Regions from separate parts of the Homo sapiens genome. Here region 2 is linked to region 1. A link is a contact called in ENCODE Hi-C or POLR2A ChIA-PET data. All regions are on one chromosome and are shown on one strand. The core of a region is the stretch at or near the end of the contact, and the rest is flanking DNA. Distances in the headings are between cores, read along the strand shown.

Region 1 (3,438 bases), core at 585-3,084:
CCCTTCCAAACCACCCTTTCTCACTGGACTTCATTTGTCACACTCACTCTCTAAAAAACAAACAAAACAAAGGCCGGGTGTGGTGGCTCATGCCTGTAATCCCAGCACTTTGGGAGGCGGAGGCAGGCGGATCACTTGAGGTCAGAAGTTCGAGACCCCCATCTCTACTAAAAATACAAAAATTAGCCAGGTGTGGTGGCTCACGCCTGTAGTCCCAGCTACTCGGGAGGCTGAGGCAGGAGAATAGCTTGAACTCAGGGAGCGTAAGTTGCAGTGAGCTGAGATTGTGCCACTGCACCACTCCAGCCTGGGTGACAAAGTGAGACACTGTCTCAAAAAACAAAAACAAAGAGCAAGGCACAGCCCAGTCAGAGCAGTTTCTACTGATGAGGACACAAACAGGAGGCCAAGCAGTGTGCTAGCTTCGAGGTTCATCTTCGTAGTCAGAGAGGACAGGGTTCAAATCCCAGCTGCTTTTCTTATTAGTTGTCTAATCTAATCTTAAAATTACATTAACTTCTCTAAGCCTCAGTTTCTGCTACTATACAAGGAACAATAGCTCCAATAAACTCAATGAATCTTTACTGAAAGTCAACCAGGCTCAGTATACTTTTCTAGAAACTGAGAGATGTTATCAATGGGGATACAGCAATAAACAAGCCAGCTATAATACAATCTCTGCTTAACGAAACAGATCATGAGGCTGAAAACAGAAATATGAATACACAAATAACTTCATGAAATCTTAAGTCTCTGAAAGGGCAGCAATGTGTCCGCTTGTTGGCTACTGAATATCCCCCACCCAGATCTCCCAGCACTTAACAATGTCCTGGTACCCACTGGTACCTAAAAAATACTGATAAAAGAAAGGCAAGAAGCGTAAAAGTAAAAAGCCAGGGCTTCTGAGTCAGAGGCATAAGGAGCTGAGGGCCTGGACCGGCCACTTAGTAACCGTGTAACCTTGGGCAAGTTACTTCTCTCTGAGTGTCACTTTCTCATCTGAGGACAAAGTTTATGGTGCTGGCGCACAATGATGTTTAATGAAAAAATAGGCAATTTAATGAAATCCAACATTTATTGGGCACTATGTGCCAGGCACACATTTGAACATAATACGTGACACACATACCTCCTCTAATGGTCACAACATCCCTATGACATGGATACTGCTACTATGTCTCCCATTTTACAGGTGAGAAAACCGAGGCTGAGAGGCTAAATAACTTGTTGAAAGGCTACACAAGCAGCAGAGTTAGTATTTCAACCCAGGGAGCCTGGCTCCAGTGGGGCAAGTACTTGTCATTACATGTTTCTTAAAACTAATAAATGGAAAGATAATGATCGAAAATTGAAACGAGTCAAATGGGGAAACCAAGGCTCAGGGAAGTTAAACATGTTCAACATTGAGCAATAATGACAGATCCCAGATTTGAACCAGGCAGAACGGCCTCAGGACAAAAGCTTGACGCTGCATGGCCACGTGGTTTCTTAAGACTTAACGAATGAAAAAAGGGATGAAAGAATAACATTTCCGAAAGGCCGGACACCGCAGAAGGCACAGAAGGAGAAACTGAGGGAAATCCAGCTTCGGAGCGCAGGGGAGTCCCTCACCCGCCCAGGCCCCAGAGCCTCGGGGCCGCCCACGCCGGGATCCCGGCCCACCTTACCAGCGCGGCGACAGCGGAGGAGCGCCCGGGCCTCCTGCACCGTCCGCCGTCTGCCAAGCCGCGCCTCCAGCGCCGGGTGCCGGTAGCCCTTGGGGAAGCGGTGCTTGATCACCGCCGCGCGGCCCTGGAAGCGGCCACGGAACACGCGCGCCTCGGCACCCTGCTTCACCAGCTCCAGGCCGCTCAAGAAGCGGCTGCTCCGCTCCCGGGCTGCGGCCAGAGCCTCAGCCTCCGGGGCGGGCTCCTCGCCATCGGCCGGCGTAGTAGCTCTGGCCGCCGCCATGACTGCTCGGCGCAACAGCTCCAACCGATCAGCTGTCTCTGAAAACTGTCGCGATGCTTCGGCTCGCTTCGGAAATCCTGGGACTTCTTCGGCAATCCTGGGACTTCTTCGGCTACCCGAATGCGTCCACCCCGGACACTTCCGGCCTGTAAGTGGTTACGCCTCCCAACTTTTCGGCTCTCTGAAGCCTGAGGTTCCCTGCAGGAAGGGCTCTTGTGGCCCCGCCTTCCGCCTCTTCGGCTATCTCCGTACACGTTCGGCAACGCTCAGTAAGTGGCTCTTCCCGACTCCTTGGCTCTCCGGAAATCTTCGGTGACTCTCGCAGCCGGCTTTGGGGGCCCACCTCTCAGTTGGTCGTCTCTTTCCGGAAAACTTCGGCGCCTCTCGAGAAAAACGTCGGACGCGCTTTGCTCTCTTCAGAAGTCTCTTCCGGGACAGCTGTACCCTCTAGTAGTCTCTTTTTGGAACTCCTCTTCCCCTGACTCCTACATTCCCCCCAAAATGTGCTCATACAAGTCAGAGTCGGAAGGGTCAGACAATGAACCATGTTTCCGACATCCTCTTAAGTGCTAGGATAACTACCATTTAGTGCATTCAGAAGAAATAAGGTTAAATGATGAAAATCCTTACAGAAAAGAAAATTGAGACTCAGAGCTGGCAGAGGGGGTGGTAAGATGGGGTGGGGAGTGGGGGCTGGGGAATCCGGGAAAGTCTTCCGGAGACAGAACCTAAACTGAATTGGGAATAATTAAACTTTTTCAGTTTCTACCTGTTTCATTACAAAGCTTATAATAACACAGGCTGTAGCAAATTCTTACAATACGGAACTTTGCACACGCACACATAAATAAATAAACTACCTATCCCCCTTGTGACACTGCTGGCCGTTAGTTTCTTTCCAGAATTTTCTTTCATTCAGTGTGCACACTCACACATCGTTGTGGCGTTTTTTCCAACATAAATGACATCATACTGTGGGTTCTTTGGCAACTTGCTTTTCATTTTCCTAAACAATTTATCTCAGACTATATTCCATATCAATACATACAGAGCTACCACGTCCTTCTACCTGGTCAGGCAGTTTCTTGTTGCTAAACAGTTGTTTCCAGTTTGTTGTTTCTCAGGAAAACACTTTACTTACTATTGCCAGTTTATTATAAAAGATAGTATAAAAGATAAAAATGAACAGCCAGATGAAGACGTACATAAGGAAAAGTAAAAATTGTACGTGTTTATCGTAAGTAACATGTTTTGAAATATGTATACATTGTGGAATGGCTAAATCCAGCTAGTTAACGTTACCTAACATACTGATCATTTCGGGGGTGAGGACACTTAAAATCTATTATCTTAGCATTTTTCAAGAATACAACCCATTGTTATTATCTATAGTCACCATGTCGTGCAATAGATTTCATGAATGTTTCCTCCTATCTAACTGAAATTTTGTATCCTTTGACCAACTTCTCAAAATCCTCCCTATCTCCC
Region 2 (3,438 bases), core at 256-2,755, 2.1 Mb after region 1:
CAGCCTAGGAGGCAGAGGTTGCAGTGAGCCAAGATCGCACCACTGCACTTCAGCCTGGATGACAAAGCAAGACCCTGCCTCAAAAAAAAAAAAGCATTGGCTATTATGATCTCCCCATCTTGAGTTTCTAGAGTGTCTGCAGGGAGTCCAAGCCCTGGTGCAGGTAGACAGAACCCACTGTGCTTCCTAAGGAAACCTGGATTTGGATCAACCACATCTGTAGGGCTTCTACATGCACCAAGCACACTCACATTTATCCCACACTATTTTTACTTATTTTTATTAGTTTTTTCCATCCTGCAAATAGCTCTATTATTATAGACTGCCTGCTTCCGAGTCTCCTGAGGTGAGATGAGAAGGGGAAGGCTTTATAAACTGCAGAGCCCCCCACATCCTCATCACCACCAGCGCACCCCTCTGCCCTGCCCCATCCTCCTTGCTGACTGCCAACCACGTGACTTCAGCAAGTCACCACACTTCTGAGTCAATTTCCTGGACCAAACAAAAAGGGGGGGAGGAGTAGTTGTTGAGGTTTAAGTGAAATGATGCAGGTGAACACTTTGTAACTACAAACACTTCCTGGAAAAAGTGGCAGAAAGGCTGAGCCAGGAGAGGGAGGCTGGACTAGGAAAGGGGCAGGAAGTTGCTTGTGATGATATTCTAGGGGGACAAGTCCTCTCCGAGTACCAACCATCCCAGCAAGTGTTAACCAGGGCCTGCCGTGCACCAGGCACCGAGCTGGGTGCTGGAGACACAGATATAAGCCATGACCCTGCCACGGAAGGACTTATGCATTCTTACATTCGCCTGTGTAGTCAGCAAATACTTACTGCACACCTATTATGTGCCAGGCACTGCGCTAAGAGCCAATGACACATCAGTGAATGAACAAATCAGACTAACTCCCCACCTTCACAAAGTAGTGGCAGAGACAGACTATACACTGATTTTAAAATAAAATGGCAGGTAGGAATGATTGCTACAAAGAAAACTAAAGCAGGGTAAGAAAACAGAGAAGGATAAGGTGGGAATGCCATTTCAAGGAGCTGTTCAGAGAAAGCCGTTCTGAGAAGATGGCATTTGAGCAGACACAGGGAGCAAACAGCATTGCGTGTATCGGAGGACACAGCATCATGGGCAGGGTCAACAGCCGGGGCAAAGGCCCCGAGGCACATTCAGTCTTTCCAGGACAATCCTATCGAAAACGTCTATCCCTGCTCTGTTTTCCTCACAGCACCTGTCACCATGGACATTATGTGTGTTTATATCAGTCTATTATCCATCTAGCCCACTTGAGTCTCACCTCCAGGAAGGCAAGGATGTTTGTCTGTCTAGGTCACTGTGGTGTCCCAGAGCCTAGGATTGGACCCAGCACACAGCAGACCCTCGAAAAGGATGTGTTTAATTAATTAGTCAATCAATCATCTAGAGTAGACTACTCCCACCCCCACCCAGATTCTAGGCCCTGGTAAAAGGTGCCCAGTTCTCACCCCACCCCGCCCCGTTCCCCACCACATCGGGAGAGGAAGTTGATGCAAAAAACAAGTTGCAACAACCTGTCATGAAGAGGTCTGATGCAACAGTGGGGGAAGGCAGTGGGGGACACTGAGAGGAACCCAATGCTTTTCTTCACGCAGCCCCCATCAAGGGGCTGGGGCCTGGCCTACAAACTTTCCTGAGTTCACCAACAACCCATCCTTCCTTCAACAGATATTTATGCAGAGCCTCCTCTACATGATGGGGCTACCTTATGGGTCTCAAACTGGTAACTCAGAGGCATCATTCCTTTGGCCTGCAGAGGGGTTTGAGAAACTTGGGCCTAAGTTTGAATATCAGGTTTCCCATTAAAATCCAAATTCCAAGCTTCTTTTGAAAAAACTGACACATGGGTCTCAAATGCCCACAAGGCTGCAGGTGCTGTAGAGCAGAGTGATAGCCATCACCTTCACCCAGGACAAGTGCTCCTCAATTTCCCACCACCCAACCCACTGCTGCGCCCTGTGAACACCTGAGTGTGAGACTTCTGTCCTAGACACAGGCAAGGCAAACCTGAACCTGCTACTTCGCCTTTACCCTCACCCAGGGCAGACATCACTAATGGAATGCAGATCTTTTTCCTGCTAAGTCTTCTCCAAGCCGTTCAGAATTTATCTCCCTTCACTGTTGTCAGAAATGGTCTAAAATCCTTCCCATTCACAACCCAGCTTCTCCCTACTCCTTTGGGCTCCTCAGTTGTTGATTTTTTTCCTGAAAAATGGGCTCATCAGAGTGGGATTCTAGCAGAGATTCTCAACTTTGGTACCTTGACAGTTCAGTGGATAGTTCTTTGCTGTGAGGGATGTCCTGAGTATTATAAGACACTCAGCAGCTTCCCTGCCCTCTACCCTCTAGATACAAATAACAACCCTCCTCTCCTCAGTTGTGACAATCAAAAATGTGTCCAGACATTGCCCATGTCCCCTGGAGGCAAAATCATCCTTGGTTAAGAACCATTGCATTATAGCAAAGCTAAGAAAATGGCCTCTAGACAGAGCCAAGTATTTTGGGTTCAAATCCTGGTTCGGTCATTTGCTGGCTGTGTGACCCTAAACAGCCTCTCTGTGTCTCAGCTTCCCTCTCTATGAAATGGGGATATAAAAATGGTACCTGACTGCTAATGGTATGAAGTTTCTTTTTTTTTTTTTTTTTTTGAGACAAAGTCTCGCTCTGTCACCCAGGCTGGAGTGCAGTGGCACCATCTCAGCTCACTGCAACCTCCGCCTTCTGGGTTCAAGCGATTCTTCTGCCTCAACCTCCCAAGTAGCTGGGATTACAGGTGCATGCCTCCACACCTGGCTAATGTTTGTATTTTTAGTAGAGACAGGGTTTCACTATGTTGGCCATGCTGGTCTCAAACTACGGACCTCAGGTGATGCACCTGCCTTGGCCTCCCAAAGTTCTGGGATTACAGGCGTAAGCCATCATGCCCAGCCAATATGAAGTTTCTTTCTGAAGTGATGAAATGGTCCTAAAATTAGATGGTGGTACAACTCTATGAATATACCGAAAACCATTCACCTGTACACTTCAAATGGGTAAACTGTATGGTGGTACGTGAATTATATCTCACACTATTACACCAAAAGAAGAAAAAAGAAATAGATACCTGCATCACGGGGGCATGGGGAGAATTTGATGGGTTAGGATAAAATGCACTAGGAAGCACTGTACGAACTGTAGCCCTTATCGTCAGCACCAGCCCTCGCCCATCTGGGGCCTGCATGGGCGTGTGGCTGGAAGGAAAAGCCTCAAGTGACGGAGACAGTGGTGGCTGGGAACAGGCCCTGCTTTGGGTGGCATTTCCCGCCGGAATGTCCTGGACAAAGAGAACCAAGTCACTCGGGGCCCCAGGATGCAGGGCGGGGTGGCTGGACATCCTGGGGTCCTTGTGCCTGTCTG

What was found. A loop is a pair of places that touch in the nucleus more often than their neighbours do. ChIA-PET counts read pairs that join two places held with the same protein, here RNA polymerase II (POLR2A). Pooled maps may share reads with other maps.
Region 2: a loop to region 1 is called in a map of naive thymus-derived CD4-positive, alpha-beta T cell, with 8 times the contacts of the local background. The contact joins the enhancer-like site here to the promoter of TP53RK-DT in region 1. A Hi-C loop is called at or near these places in 1 of 168 maps with a recorded cell type or tissue (naive thymus-derived CD4-positive, alpha-beta T cell) and 4 of 50 pooled maps. POLR2A ChIA-PET finds 5 or more read pairs at or near these places in 1 of 52 experiments (K562).

What each region holds. Positions count from the first base shown.
Region 1 is chr20:46,687,465-46,690,902 of GRCh38, forward strand. TP53RK-DT (TP53RK divergent transcript) reads left to right here and starts at 1,835. Exons shown (of 1, transcript NR_186399.1): 1 at 1,835-2,825. It overlaps TP53RK (TP53 regulating kinase), which reads right to left and starts at 1,980. Exons shown (of 2, transcript NM_033550.4): 1 at 1,668-1,980. The coding sequence starts at 1,950. RefSeq lists a silencer at 1,559-1,608 and an enhancer at 1,839-2,428.
Region 2 is chr20:48,760,031-48,763,468 of GRCh38, forward strand. All of the region lies in intron 1 of PREX1 (phosphatidylinositol-3,4,5-trisphosphate dependent Rac exchange factor 1), which reads right to left. Among named protein-coding and RNA genes, the nearest start is that of PREX1, 66 kb to the right of the region's middle. RefSeq lists a silencer at 791-840 and enhancers at 1,371-1,420, 2,867-3,438. Within about 2 kb of position 1,506, at least 16 of the 41 ENCODE cell types and tissues checked have a DNase peak (open chromatin) inside an H3K27ac peak, as active enhancers do.